3 separate regions of the Homo sapiens genome follow, and regions 1 and 2 are each linked to region 3. A link is an interaction called in ENCODE POLR2A ChIA-PET data of the cell type or tissue named here. Cell type or tissue: MCF 10A. All regions are shown on one strand. Links, peaks and the distances in the headings refer to the core of each region. The heading gives the core; the rest is flanking DNA. Region 1 overlaps GABRR2 (gamma-aminobutyric acid type A receptor subunit rho2). Region 2 has its middle 6.8 kb from the start of UBE2J1. Region 3 has its middle 45 kb from the start of PNRC1-DT.

Region 1 (4,000 bases), core at 1-4,000, 260 kb before region 3:
TGTGTGGAGGGTCCTTCAGCCCTCCTTCTCCCCTGGGCCAAGAAGTAGAATGGAGAAAAGGTACCTAACAGGTAGATCTTGCAGGGAGTAATAGCCCAAATCATCTCACTCAATGCATTGAAGAGCCGATGGAAAATAGTTTCTTGCTTGTCTTCACAGTCACTTATATAAGAAGAACCTTGATGTGACCAAGATCCGGAAGGGAAAGCCTCAGCAGCTTCTCAGAGTGGACGAGCACGACTTCAGCATGAGACCCGCCTTCGGAGGTAGGACTGTTCTTCCTTGATGCCAGGTGGGAGGTTGGCCCCAGGGATGTGATGTGCTGCCCTCTCTGGCTCCCTCTGGCACAGCGCTTCCTCAGATGGTGCAATTTTCCCACTCACATAAATCTGACTCCATTTCCTGAGTCCCTAATTTTCCCAAGGAGAAAAGAGCAGGAAGTAGTGGAGAGGGCCGTTGACTAAAGAGGGCCCACCAGTGACTAAGCCATTTACATTCACAAAGGAGACAGGCCCTGCAGCTGCCAACTTTTTTGTCCTACAAATATAAGAGCAGGCAAGGAGAATCAGGACACAAAATAGCTCCTCTGTCATTTTTATAGAGGAAGAGGCCCATGAAGGCAGAGGTGCCCAGGATCCTCAAAAGTCCTAGTGTGGCCCTCCCTCTGCACTATTTTGGCATGTGTGTGTGTCTGGGTGTGAGTGGAATTCTGAACAAGGCATTGCAACTTTGTTGCCATGACTACCTGGGAGTTTGCTGTTTTGATGGAGTCACCTGTTTTCCAGTGCAGCAACAAGAGCTTAACTCATTACAAAGATTTCTTGCACACCTGCCCCCAAAGGTGCTCTGTTAGTCTTGGGGTCAGGGAGGGGAGGCATGGCCAGTGGGTGTCCTTCCCAGGAACTAGAGAAATGCTATGGAGAAGGTGGACAGTGTCTTAGTCAGTTCTGGCTTTCACACAAAACACCATAGATTGGGCAGTTTATAGACAATGGAAACGTATTTCTCATGTTTCCAGGGGCCGGAAGTAAGATCAAGGTGCCAACAGTTTCCATGTGTGCTGAGGGCCCACTTTCTGTTCATAGACGGTGCCTTCTCACTGTAACCTCACATAGTGGGTGGGGCAAGGCAGCTCTCTAGGGCCTCTTTTCTAAGAGCACTAATCCCACTGGTGAGGGCTCCACCCTCAGGATCTCATCACCTTCCAAAGGCCCACTTCCTAGTACCATCCCATTGCGGGTTAGGATTGCAACATACACATTTGTCAGGGACATAAACATTCAGGCCATAGCAGCTGGGAAAGGAATCAGTCATCTGCTCTGACTAGGCAGAGAGTGGGGTAAGAATAGCAGAATGTATGAGATCCCTGGGCCAACTTTCCTCTCCTCTTGGGGAAACTGAGGCACCAAGAATTTCAGTTGATGAACCTTGGCCAAGACAGACCCAGGCGGGCTGGCTTCCCTTTTTCCTTTTTCTCTGCCCTTGATCCTCTAGTAGGTCCTATCATTCTGGGGCAGTAAAAAGGAGTAGCTGTGACCTCCAGGCAGGTCACCAATCCTTTGAGCCTCCATTTGTTTGTTTATAAAATGGGGAGAGTAATCCCCACATATGGGGTTGTTGTCCAGATTAAACAAGATAATGTATGTAAAACCCCTGACAGACATTTGTTCCTGTCCCCTCTGAAAAACCCAGCTGCCAGACCTTCCTCTTGTGTGACTGTTAAGGGATTAAGAAATTAATTTATCCCAGAAGCCTATGCATTTTAAAAGGCCTCAAAGCCTCCCACTAAATTCCCTGAGCTCTGACACCTGCTAAGCAGAAGGAGAAAAGCAGGTGGCAGATTACAGGCCTGTGACTCATCTCCCTTCCAACCGCAACCTGATTGACGCCCACGGAAGGTCAAGAAGAGGCCACCATATTTCTGGTAGCTCTTGGGTTTCCTCGGGGATTCGTCATGGGCAAGCCTGCCAAGGAATTTTACGAAAATAAAGTTATACTAATAAGCAGCTTTAAAATAGCTACATCTGCTCCAGGAAGTCTAAGCAAGGCGTCCCCAAAAGCAAGAAGCTCCACTTTTCTTGCACAGCAACAGTTAAGAGCATAGAGGCGTACAGTGGCTAGGAAACACAATAACCAACAATAACATGCATGACAACTACCACTTTTTTTTTCGAGACGGAGTTTCACTTTGTCACCTAGGCTGGAGTGCAGAGGCGCAATCTCAGCTCACTGCAACCTCTGCCTCTCAGGTTCAAGCGATTCTCCTCCCTCAGCCTCCTGAATAGCTGGGATTGCAGGCATGCACCACCATGCCTAATTCTTTTGTATTTTTAGTAGAGACAGGGTTTCACCATGTTGGCCAGGCTGGTCTTGAACTCCTGACCTCAAGTGATCCACCCACCTCAGCCTCCCAAAGTGCTGGGATTACAGGCGTGTGCCACTGTGCCCAGCCACAACTACCACTTTCATAGGGATTTTTTTTTATGCCAGGCACCATTCTAATCAAGGTACATATATATATGTAATCTTATTTTAATCCTCTCATCAGTTCTACAAAGTAGATACTATTATTGTCCCCAGATGAGGAAACTGAGGCACAGAGAGGTGAAGTAAATGTCCCAGGTCAGCTGAGGTTGGACCCCCCTCCTAGCTGGGTCCCTTTCTTGTCTCCTACTTGCATGTCTTGGCGCAGAGCTGACATATTCATTAGGCGGCATAGGCACACTGCCTGGGGCCCACAACAAAATGTTTTTGCTTTATCTTAAAATAAGAAAAACAAACTTTTAAGCAGAAGTTGTTTTAATATATACTATTAATATGTTCATCATTAAACCAACACAATCATAAAATATGCTTTTTGATATTTTTTTATAGAGGAAGAGGCCCATGAAGCAAAAGTGCCCAGGGTCCTCAAAAGTCATAACGTGGCCGTGCCTCAGTGTGGTCTTTTGTGGGTGTGCACCGAGTGTGGGTGCTATTCCGAACAATGTGTTGTACCTTTTTACCCAAGGCTAGTGATGCTATCAGGAGCCTGGGCCATCACCTGGTCAGTACCTTCAGTATGTAGAAGAAGAGCCTGGGGTCCAAGGAGTTAGGTGATGGCCACCGAACAGCCAGAGGCAGAACTTAGGTTTCTTTTGTGACATCAGCTGCAAAAGCGAAAGCCTTATGAAAATGCTCCCACCAGGAGCTAGCTCTTGGAACGGCAGATGAAATCCTGCCATGTTCCCAGAAACCCTGACTCTGAGCAGAATGCTGCAACACGCCACAGTCCCCATCACGCTGCTCCTTCCTCAAGCCAGTTCCAGGAGGAAAGTGGACTCCTTGTGGTGTGACCACTGCATCTGCTGGGCCCTTCTGTGGGGCCCTCCAGAGCGTAGAGGGTCAGGACTGCTCCCTGCCCCTGCCTGGGTAAGCTTCTGACCCTGGGGAGGGCTCTGACTTTGGGGAAGCTGCTAAGGAAAGAGGCATCACCTTCCATAGAAGTCAAGATCTCAGCCACCACAGTATAGGTGGGGGCCACTCCTCCTTCCTTCCAAGCCTCCTCCCCATGGCAGTTGGTCCTCTGGGCACCTGTAATCTCCTGCAGGGCTTTCCTGGATGCCCAGATGTCACTTGGATGAAACGGGGGGAGGAGAGCACATAGTGAGGTACCAGGGCTCCCTGCCTCCATGAGTCCATAAATAAGACACCCAGAGTTCTGGCCAGCCAGGCAAGATGGGATGATCGCAGGACGGGGATTCCCACTGCTTGTGCTGTCAATGATCTTTATAACCTGAACCCTATGGGAGCATTTGAAGATGGCTTAGAGCCAAGAAACCTTCCCTGCAGGTGCTCCTGGGTGTCCCCATTTCACTCAGCACCTCATGGGCAGGTCTCTGTGAGAAAGGAGGCTGCACAGACAGCACAAAGGTGACTCTGTGCAGGTGATATAGAAGGTGTCTCATTCCCTGGAAGCAGCCCCTGACAGGCTTCTAGTTAGAAGTAGAGCCTGGGCCCC
Region 2 (4,914 bases), core at 915-4,914, 320 kb before region 3:
AAAAAGTTTATTTGGCCGGGCGCGGTGGCTCACATCTGTAATCCCAGCACTTTGGGAGGCTGAGGTGGGCGGACCATGAGGTCAGGAGTTCAAGACCATCCTGGCCAACATAGTGAAACCCTGTCTCTACTAAAAATACACAAAATTAGCCCAGTGTGGTGGTGTGCGCCTGTAATCCCAGCTACTCAGGAGGGTGAGGCGGGAGAATCGTGTGAGCCCAGGAGGCAGAGGTTGCAGTGAGCCAATATCGCACCATTGCACTCCAGCCCAGGCGACAGTGCGAGACTCCATCTCAACAAACAAACAAACAAAAGTTTATTTTACTTTTCTACCCTTTTCAATCTGTTCGTACCAGGGAACTATTTATAAGAGTGTCGCCTAAGAATGTTTATATTCTCTTAACATGTCATCAGGAACAGTAGAATATGTGAGAAAAATCTGATGGTAAATGCAAAACTCTTTCACATCATTCAGAATTTTGAAAGGCTGGGTGATTTTAAAATGTGTCATACTTGTCCTAGAGGTCCTCAAAAGACCTACTTTTATCATAAATTACAGTTAAGTTCAGGCAGTGATCTTATTTCAGTTGTATCATCAGTATTTTGCAATAGTCCTGGGAAAGTGAAAATATAAGCTCTAGTAGTCTCGTTCATGATTTTAAGATACCAATTTGAAGTATCATATTATTCCAAGAAACAACTTAATTCCAGGATTTAAAAAAAAATCCAAAACAATATTGTTAGAACAGTGCAACAAATATTTACAAGTCAATAGTCTTTTCTTTGTAGAATATTACATTTATGGTTTCAATAAATGATTTAGCAGTTAAAGCTGAGATGAAGTGTGGTTCTCATATTCAATCTTGAAAAACTAAACCATCTTTAAAAAGTAGAACGTCCATGTGAACTCATGCCTGAAGCCATGTTTGAACGCTAGATAAAATTGCCCTGGGACAGAACTGTAGTTCACCTTTATGAAATCAATTTTAAACTTGTTATTGTGAGCCACAATAAATACAGTTCACATTGCAAACTATCACACACTCATACAAATGTTACTAAAAAAAACTTACCAAGTTATATCCTCTCTACATGCAATGCATTCTGGTATTTTCTCTTTCATTTGCTTTTTTTAAAAAGATCTCACAATCCACTAATGAGTCACAACCTGTGGTTTGTAAAGTAGTGTTAGAATGAACCCATTGGCCACATCAGAAATATCTAAGGATTTTCTTTCCAACCTAAAATCTTTTCCTTCTCTGTTAATTAAGAGATCTTAACAAATGGGAAATTCTGAGTAAGTTCCTGAATTTTTCTTTCATTTGATCATGGCCTTCTAGTGTTTACTAAAGTGGTTTTTCTTTTCACTGCCATCCTTGGGTATTTTTGTATGCTGGGTTGTATTACGGGTGAAGGGTTGATGGGGTTGTAGGCCTGAGAGGATCATTTTTATTACAGACTCTATCCTTGACTATAATATGATAGCGTTACATGGAGTTTAGTGACTCATGAGCTCATGTCTGACTCCTAAGGGGTCCTTTGTTAATTCAGATGACATTGGTCTTATCCGTTATCAAGAATCCATGAGTTTGGCTGGGTGTGGTGGTTCATGCCTGTAATCCTAGCACTTTGGGAGGCCGAGGCGGGTGGATCACAAAGTCAGGAGTTCAAGACCAGCCTGACCAACATGGTGAAACCCCGTCTCTACTAAAAATACAAAAATTAGCCAGGAGTGGTGGCACGCACCTATAATCCCAGCTACTCAGGAGGTTGAGGCAGGAGATTCGCTTGAACCCGGGAAGCAGAGGTTGCAGTGAGCCGAGATCGCGCCACTGGGCGCCAGCCTGGGCAACAGAGCGAGACTCCGTCTCAAAAAAAAAAAAAAAAAAAAAAAGAATCCATGAGTTTGCCCTTTTGTGCTATTTTGAAAGGGAGCTGATCCAGTGACTACACTCAGGAGGGTGGGGGCATTAACTGGTGTCCAGCTGCCTGAGACCTTGACCATCTTGCTTCCTCAATCTTTCCTAATAAGCTCCTGGGGCCAGCAGGGTTATTCTATTCTTCCAAAATTGAGAGTCATGAAACCAATCCCCCTCTCATGAAAGGCCAACTATGATAGAGCAATTTAAACCTCAGTCCCATGCTAACCCTCATCACCACGTGGAGAATTCCATTCCTACAAGCTGCTTTTGTTTGCCTTCTGCTTTCATTATTGCCTAAGTCCCTAAGAGGGCTGCTACTCAGTTTTCTCCCCTCTGGCTTTGCAGAGAGCTAAGCCCCATAGTACTCAACTTTCCTCACCTAGATAGCCAATAACTTGGAACTAATTCTGGCCTTCTCCCAGACTGCTTATAAGGTGGCCTTGGTAATTAGGCTTTTGTTTCTTTTCCCTGGGAAGCAGTGCAGTAAAGGGGGTGACTGCGGGAGACAGTCCTATGTATCTTTCCATCTCCGTAGGAGAGGAAGGAATTCACTTAGCTTTATAAGGTGCAAGAAACGGTGCCACCAATACACATAGTACTGTTTCATTTAATGCTCTAGGCCCATATTTTCCAAAGTTACCTGATTTTATGAATCATCTAGAGTGCTTAAGGATGCAGATTCCCAGCCCCATCCCGGTCTTCTTGAATCAGAATCTCCAGGGAGAAATACAGAAATCTGTATTTTTAAATAAGGACCCTAAACAATTCTTATAATTTGTGAGACACTGTTTTCTCTGTAGTTGTTTAAAGGGATAGGGAGGGGAAATGGTAGGGGATTAGGGTTGCAATCACCTAGGGGAGCTTTCTTGCATCCTCCATACCTACATACACATCAACACCCCAAGTGTTAGCATTTTTTCCAACTTGATTATGCAGCTTTAAGAGTTTATATTATTTAACCTATATTTCAAATGTAGACTTTTGTGAATGTAAATAATTTTAAGTCTATTTAAACCATTTATTGATTCAGTATTTAAATACTCATTTACATCTAATAGCACAAATTATGCAAATGGTACTAATTTAGAAAAATTGGTTTTTCCTCAAACAATTTTATTCAAATACTTCACATGCATCGTTTACAACTGGGTCTCTATCATCACTGAAACAACATTGTGAGTCCTCTAACAGTTCCCTCCTAGTTATCTAAGGTAGAGCATGCCTTACATTGAGTAGAATGCTGTCAGTGGAGATTTTACTACATCTCGAGAACCACTTGTTAAACATCAGGGTTTTTTTCCTACATATTCATAATCACCATAAATAAGTACTTCTTGTATTTCTCTGTTCAATAATTATTTAAAAGCCTACTTAATGATCTCCAATACTTGTTATCCAAAGTCATACCCTCAGGAATAATTAATCAATATGTCTTTGCCTTTTTTCCCCTGATTTTGCTAGGTGACCTTTATAAGACAGAAAATTGCCATTACTTGTGACCCTTTCACGACATATTGTCTTCCTGAAGAGTATTTTGTTCAAAAAGGACAAAGACAAAAACACAAGGTGACTCTCTTTTCTGAGGAATGATATTTTTGGAAAAATTTTGCTTTCCATTCTGCATATATGGTATATATTACTATTTAATAGCATCTGTACCCACCCCCTTTTTTTGCATAGAGACAGGGTCTCACCATGTTAGCCAGGCTGGTCTTGAATTTCTGGCCTCAAGCGATCCTCCCCTCCACCTCCACCTCCCAAAGTTTTAGGATTACAGGTATGAGCCATCGCGCCCAGCCAGCATCTGTACCTAGACCCAACTTGAATTCCCCAAAGAAGTTAAACTGGCTCCAGTATTTTCTCACAAGATGCTAGAAGGCAAATTGTGGCATACCTATACCTTCTGGTTGGTTAGTGCTGAAAAAAGTACAGGACTACTTTTGAGAAGTTGACGATGTGGTTATCATTCAAAGTTTGCCTATAATTGTAACTTGGGTTTTAATGGGAAGCAGTGTAGTACTGATTGTTCTGAAGACAATAATATTGTCGAAATGCCCCATGGCTGCAGAATTACTGTAAGAATTTCATAAATCATGTATATGCTGTGCATTGTCTGGAGACTGAAGAATGTTTTTCATATCTATGACAATATTTTTTGGAAGTTTGTAGATGCTATAATCGTGAATAAAATACAAATTTGTTTAGAAGTATTGAACTCAGACAATTCTTGACTTTTGAAACTGAAACTACTCCCAGGGAAGAGCAGACTTCTAAGCTGTTCAGGTTAGTTTGTTGGTAACCAAGTTTCATCAATCAGCAAGTGGCTAAAAGGGGTCCAGGGAATGACAAATTGGGGTGACAGGATATGTGACACAAGAAGAAAGGTAGAGACAGGACAGCACTTTGAATAGCTATTAGGAGAGGACTCAGAAGGGGGGAAGGAGAACACACTTTCGAAACAGTTGGCAGCTGTCTGCCAGCACACCGCCAAGTGCACACCATTTTCTCCCCCAGAAACGACAGTTTTAGTTGCAGGTGTTTCCTTTAGAGCTAAACTTAGAAAATGAAATAACTCAAACTCATTAGTTCATCAGAACTAAGGAGTAAATATTGTAATTTTGTTACTAATTTTTAAAGCACCTTTCAATTTTGAGAAAAACAAGATGCAGTCTATGCAAATAAAGCAAAAGCACAATGCTAAGCAGCCTTCCTTTTCCTCATCCCTAACACCAAAAGTTGTAATTTTGAGAGAGATAGATAATTCAAAGCTATGGTAGCAAATTGGGTCTCAAAGAAAAGACAAATTAAGAAAGCTACACTAAAAATTACTTTAATAATGTTGCAAACAACTCTTTACTATTTTATTTAGAAAACACTTCTTTGCTTACTTATAGGGAAACCTTTTAAAATGAGAAATGGTACACAAGTCGTCTGGTGAAGGAACCTACTAAACTAGTATTCTAAGCACTCTACTGTATTTCAAATATATTTGC
Region 3 (5,980 bases), core at 800-4,799:
CAGGTGAAGAAGGACATGTTTGCCTCCCCTTCTGCCATGATTGGAATTTTCCTGAGGCCTCCCTAGCCCTGTGGAACTGTGAGTCCTTTAAACCTCTTTTTCTTCATAAATTACCCAGTCTTGGGTATGTCTTTATTAGCTGCATGAGAACAGACTAATACAGTAAATTGGTACCAGGAGTGGGGTGCTGCTGTAAAGATACCCAAAAATATGGAAGCAGCTTTGGAACTGGGTAACAGGCAGAGGTTGGAACAGTTTGGAGGTCTCAGAAGAAGATAGAAAAATGTAGGAAAGTTTGGAACTTCCTAGAGATTTGTTGAATGGTTTTGACCAAAGTGCTGGTAGTGATATGGACAATAAAGTCCAGGCTGAGGTGGTCTCAGATGGAGATGAGAAACTTGTTGGGTACTGGAGCAAAGGTGACTCTTGTTATGCTTTAGCAAAGAGACTGCTGGCATTTTGCCCCTGCCCTAGAGATCTGTAGTACTTTGAACTTGAGAAAGATGATTGAGTGTGTCTGGTTGAATAAATTTCTAACCAGGGCCCAAGGGCTGTTTAGTCAGTGGGTGACGGATCCTGCCAGGACTGGGTCTTTCCCTTCAAGGCAGTAGTTTCCCTTCGGTCCCAGAGTGTGTCTAGACATGTTGTCTGGGAACTAGGGCTTGAAATAGGGCCTCATGACTCTGACCAGTGCCCTATCCTACTGTGGCTGAGCTGGTATACAAGATGAAAGGCAAAGTCATCCTTTTCTTCCCTCTCCTCTTGTCAAACAGAAGGAAAAGTTCTCTTCTGGAGCTGTGAGCTGCACTGCCTGGGGTTGGGGGAGGGGTGGCATAAGCACTCCTTTAGCTGCCCTGGCTGATGTCTCATTGGGGCATGTGCTCTCCAAGTCCACTAGTTCCGAGCCCAGCACAGCACTAGGGCTTGAAGTCCTTGCAGCCTAGACTGTCATTCAAGTTGATTTAGGGCTCCAGAGCACTTCAGCCTGTAGTGTGAGGCTCGCCAGAACTCAAGTTCCAACCACCGGGATGGGTGATTTCCCCTCTGGCCAGGGCTGGTCTGAATGCTGCCTCTGTGGGTGAGTGTCAGCTGAATTCAGTCTGGTTTTTCTTTCTGTTGTGACAGGGCATCACTGAGTTCAATGCAAAATCTCACAATGCTGGGCTTTCTGTCTCCCAAGCACACATTTCTCTGTGCCACGCAACAGCTGCTGTGGGGGTGCAGGAGGGGATGAGGGGTGGGTGGTGTTGGCAATTCAGGGCTGTCTTTTATACCCTCTTCAGTGCCTCTTTCAGTGAGATGAAGTTAAAGCCAGGTACTGTGAGTGCTCACCTGATTTTTGGTTATGACGGTGTTTTTGCCCAGGCTGGAGTGCAGTGGCATGATCTCGACTCACTGCAAGCTCCGCCTCTCAGGTTCATGCCATTCTCCTGCCTCAGCCTCCCAAGTAGCTGGGGCTACAGGTGCCTGCCACCACGCCCGGCTAATTTTTTGTATTTTTTAGTAGAAACGGGGTTTCACCATGTTAGCCAGGATGATCTCGATCTCCTGACCTTGTGATCCGCCCGCCTTGGCCTCCCAAAGTGCTGAGATTACAGGCACAAGCCACCGTGCCCGGCCAATGATGGTGCTTTTTTATGCAGATAGTTATTAAATTTGGTCTTCCTGCGGCAGGGGATAAGTGGTGGGGACTTTTATTCTGCCATCTTGCTTCATCCCCCAGTTACAGACTTTTTGTGGCCTATCATTTCCTCTTGAAATTATCATCTATTGAAAAACTGAAATAAAAAGCTCAAAAATGAATTCTTATTGTGGTGATGATTGTGCAACTCTGTGAATGTACTTAAAATTTTTGATTGTGCACTTCAAATGGGTGAATTTCATGGAATGTAAAAAACCACAAAAACTGTTTAAAAAACTGAATTTATATTTATTAAATACTATAATGACATATTTGAAATTTAAAGTCAAGGTCTAGCTTAAAATAGTGCTCAGTGTTGATGTTTTTAAATAATTAAGTAACCTACCAGAGCATAGTTCTAATAAAAGGAAAATCCACTGGAAAAGAACTAGGTCACTCATTATGTGTTTCTAGTACTCGTTAATATGAAACAGAAGTGAAACTGCATCATTGCCTGGGATTACTGGAGTTTGCATAAGGCTCCAGGAAATTCCTTACTTGCAACACTCCTTGGCCAGCACTGTATCTGCCTTGTCCTTTCTGATAAAGTCCACCCCATGTTGTCTATGTACTTGTCCTTAATCTTTCTTTGCTTGTCAGTTGGCTGGATATGCTCTACTGCTAGGAGTGTAACCATTTTTAGTCCTGACGTAGGAAGACAGCTAGAAGATAGTAGTAAATTTTGCTGACAGGAAAAAGGCCAAGTTGGAACTCGCATGCATGTAAATCATCCTGCTAGTTAGTCATTGTTCTCACCAATAACACTACGGATCTGGAGTGTGACTTGAACAGAGCGGCTATGTGAATACTCAGCTGGCCTGGTTCCTGCGGACTTTGGAAAGCCCTTAGGTGGGACCGGAGTGTTCTGAGGTGGGGCGTGCTGAGTCATGTCTTCTCAGCTGCTCTTTTGTAATAATTATTCCTGACAGTGACCAGTCACTGAACATTCCAGGCTTACGCCTGTGTTACTAGACTTTTTATGTTTATTGCCAAACTGAAATGCTGAAAACACCCAGCAGTGGTAGGTACACTGCAAGTCTCCAGTCAGAAGGCCTCCATTCCGGGATGATTAATATCACGTGCCAGTCCTGTTGCTCTGCTTCTCCTCCCAGGATGCTCCAAGCTCCCAGCTGCACTCCCAGCCCATCCAGGCTGGACACCGGGCACCTTCCTGTCTCAGCTCACATTTCGCCTTCCTGAAGATCTGAGACAGTCTCTCCCAACTTCACGCACTGGCTCTGCCACTTACCAACTGTGTGACTTACGGATGGTGGTTTGGCAGTAGATGGTCAACACAGATGATTATCTTTCCTGGCTGTTCTAGAGTAACAATACCATCACTGTCCTCTGATTGGAATTTGCTTCATAATTTAGCATTTAACCTTAAACTCTCTTGTACCTTTGCCCACTATTTCGTGTGGTGTTTATTTTGTTTCCTTAGCCTAAAACCTCCCTGGGAAGACAGAAAAGGCTTTATTTTCTTTTGGGATCCTTTTAGAATGTGTTCTCCATTCACAGAGCAAGCTTATGCAGGCTTTGAATATGTCACAGTTGGTGGGCAGTTTAGTTTGTTGACACCACTGTTTTCAGTTCCATTAGGTTGGGGCAGTAGGATCAGATCAGGTAACGAGGGTGTCAGGGCATTGGGACTGAGTTGAACCCAACGGACCATGGCTGACTATGATGTGGAGGTTGTCTCATTGCATCAGAAGAGTTCAGTTTTTCAGAAAGTGGAAAGCCCTCATTTACGTCATCAGTCAAAACAGAGGGCTTCTCTTACAGCCTAATACATGAAATGTCTATTTCTCTTCTTCATTACAGACACCCAGTTGCCCTTGCCAGAAACTTGAGTCATTCTTAACGCTTCCCTCTTGACTTCCCTCATTGCCCAAGCTAAGAGTGTCAGCAAGATCCAGTAGACTCAACCTCTCTGTGTCTCTGCAGTCTGGCCCTCCTCTCTATGCCCTCCCCGAGGCTTTAGTTCCGGCTTCCATCATGTCTTATTGGCATCTTTATAATAACCTCACAGCAGGTCTCCCTGTCGTTCAATTTACTTCTCTGTCATTTACCTCCAAAATTCTGCTGCCATTATCTTTCTTAAACAACAGTCTGATCATGCCACTCATATATATATATATTTTTTTTTTTTTTTTTGAGGCAGTCTTTTTCTGTTGTCCACGCTGGAGTGCAGTGGCACATTCTGGGCTCACCACAAACTCTGCCTCCCAGGTTCAAGTGATTCAAGTACTGGGATTACAGGTGTGAGCCACCACACCTGGTCAGATTGGCATGTTGCCAAAAAATCATTCTGACTACAATACGGGGAATAAATTGAAGAGGGAAAATTAAATTCTAGGAATTTTTTTTTTGAGACAGGAGTCTTGCTCTGTCACCCAGGCTGGAGTGCAGTGGCGTGATCTCAACTCACTGCAACCTCCACCTCCCTGGTTCAAGGGATTCTCCTGCCTCAGCCTCCCGAGTAGCTGGGACTACAGGCACCCGCCACCACGCCCGGCTTTTTTGTATTTTTAGTAGAGGCGAGGTTTCACCATGTTGGCTAGGATGGTCTCGATTTCTTGACCTCATGATCCACCCGCTTCGGCCTCCCAAAGTGCTGGGATTACAGGTGTGAGCCACCACACCCGGCGAGTCTAGGATCTTATAATTACATTTGTAGCAGCCCTGCTTCCTTAGTACAGGCCTATACTTGACACATAGCTGATTTTCACTTTGTATAATTTCACCTTAATTTGCTGTGCCAAAGCAGATAACATTGTTTTACAGGTTTTGGAAAGAAAAAGGCAAAATGATATAAACAATTGTTCAATTATTTAACGTTATTAGGGCATGGAGCTGCCAGTTTATTTGTCTGATGCTTTAGAAAGTCCCCTGCTTTCCTGTGCTGGAAATTCCCATGGGTAGACAGTTCAGGGAACCAATTCCAATTCTCTCCTCATGGACTTCCTCCTTCTCTTGGTTTCAGATCCACTTCTATGTAAGTGGATCTGAAGATTTGCCATTTATATGGGAATTTACTATTCTAAAAAAGTATTTCAAAACAGCAGAGAAAAGATGAAGTATTCAATAAATAGCATCAAGATAATTGTCTAGTCATTTGGAAAATAAAATAAAATAAAATTCCTACCTCACACTAAGATCCTATGTTTGTGATCTTGGAGTTAGAGAAAGCCTTAAATAAAACACAAAAAGGAAAAACCGTAAAGTAATGAGTAGGTAAGAAATATTTTATATGTAGGTATATGTGGATATAGATATTTACATAGATATTTATCACATAAAATACATAGAAAGACTACTAACGATTAAAAAAGGCAAACACTACATAGAAAAAAAAGGGACAAACTATATGAAAATGTAATTCTATAAATAGATGTCCAGGCCAGGTGCAGTGGCTCATGCCTGTAATCCCAGCACTTTGGGAGGCTAAGGCAAGCAGATCACTTGTGGTCAGGAGTTTGAGACCAGCCTGGCTAACATGGTGAAACCCCGTCTCTCCTAAAAATACAAAAATTAGCTGGGCGTGGTGGTGTGCGCCTGTAATTCCAGCTACTCAGGAGGCTGAGGCAAGAGAATCACTTGAACCTGGGAGGTGGAGGTTGCAGTGAGCTGAGATCGTACCACTGCACTCCAACCTGGGTGACAGAGCAAGACTCTTTCAAAAAAAAAAAAAAGATGTTCAATTTTATTAGCAATTATGCAAATAAGAATCCACAGATATACATATATCCACACACATGTCAAGGTACAGGAAATGGGTAGCCTCATTCACCGCCAGAGGGAGAATAAACTGTTACAGGCACTTCTACAGCAACTTGGCAGTACTTGTAAAATTAAAATAGATCTAGGATATGACCCAGCTATCCTACTTCTCAGTGTTTAGTATGGAGAAATGTTCAGACTTATGCCCAAAGAGACATGTACAAGGATATTTATCTCTGCATTGGTTGCAAAATGAGAAAGTGAAAGCAACCTAAATACCCATCAATAAGAGAATGCTAAGTAAACTAGAGTCTATCCATGCTATGGAATACTCTACTACAATTTAAAAGAATAAGGCATACCTGGCCGGGCACGGTGGCTCACGCCTGTAATCCCAGCAATTTGGGAGGCCGAGGCAGGCGGATCACCAGAGGTCAGGAGTTCAAGACCAGCCTGGACAACATGGTGAAACCCCGTCTCTACTAAAAATACAAAACGTATCCAGGCATAGTGGTGGGTGCCTGTAATTCCAGCTACTCGGGAGGTTGAGGCAGGAGAATTGCTTGAACCCAGGAGGCG

What was found. ChIA-PET counts read pairs that join two places held together with the same protein. Peaks named below come from ENCODE experiments on the same cell type or tissue, not always from the same donor. Only the 100,000 strongest peaks of a DNase experiment are listed, where the experiment ranks them.
Region 1: POLR2A ChIA-PET joins it to region 3 with 7 read pairs; 2 of 35 experiments call an interaction of 5 or more read pairs at or near these places.
Region 2: POLR2A ChIA-PET joins it to region 3 with 5 read pairs; 4 of 35 experiments call an interaction of 5 or more read pairs at or near these places.

Annotation. Positions count from the first base shown.
Region 1 is chr6:89,296,025-89,300,024 of GRCh38, reverse strand. GABRR2 (gamma-aminobutyric acid type A receptor subunit rho2) reads left to right here. Exons shown (of 9, transcript NM_002043.5): 2 at 160-266. Among named protein-coding and RNA genes, the nearest start is that of GABRR2, 17 kb to the left of the region's middle. RefSeq lists enhancers at 1,306-1,375, 1,802-2,111, 1,497-2,696. In MCF 10A, for the core only: no CTCF peak of the experiment used is centred there; DNase peaks (open chromatin) are centred at 474, 1,234 and 1,884.
Region 2 is chr6:89,357,022-89,361,935 of GRCh38, reverse strand. No RefSeq gene overlaps it. Among named protein-coding and RNA genes, the nearest start is that of UBE2J1, 6.8 kb to the right of the region's middle. In MCF 10A, for the core only: no CTCF peak of the experiment used is centred there; no DNase peak of the experiment used is centred there.
Region 3 is chr6:89,032,297-89,038,276 of GRCh38, reverse strand. No RefSeq gene overlaps it. Among named protein-coding and RNA genes, the nearest start is that of PNRC1-DT, 45 kb to the left of the region's middle. RefSeq lists a cis regulatory region at 2,076-2,910. In MCF 10A, for the core only: no CTCF peak of the experiment used is centred there; DNase peaks (open chromatin) are centred at 2,566, 3,516 and 3,936.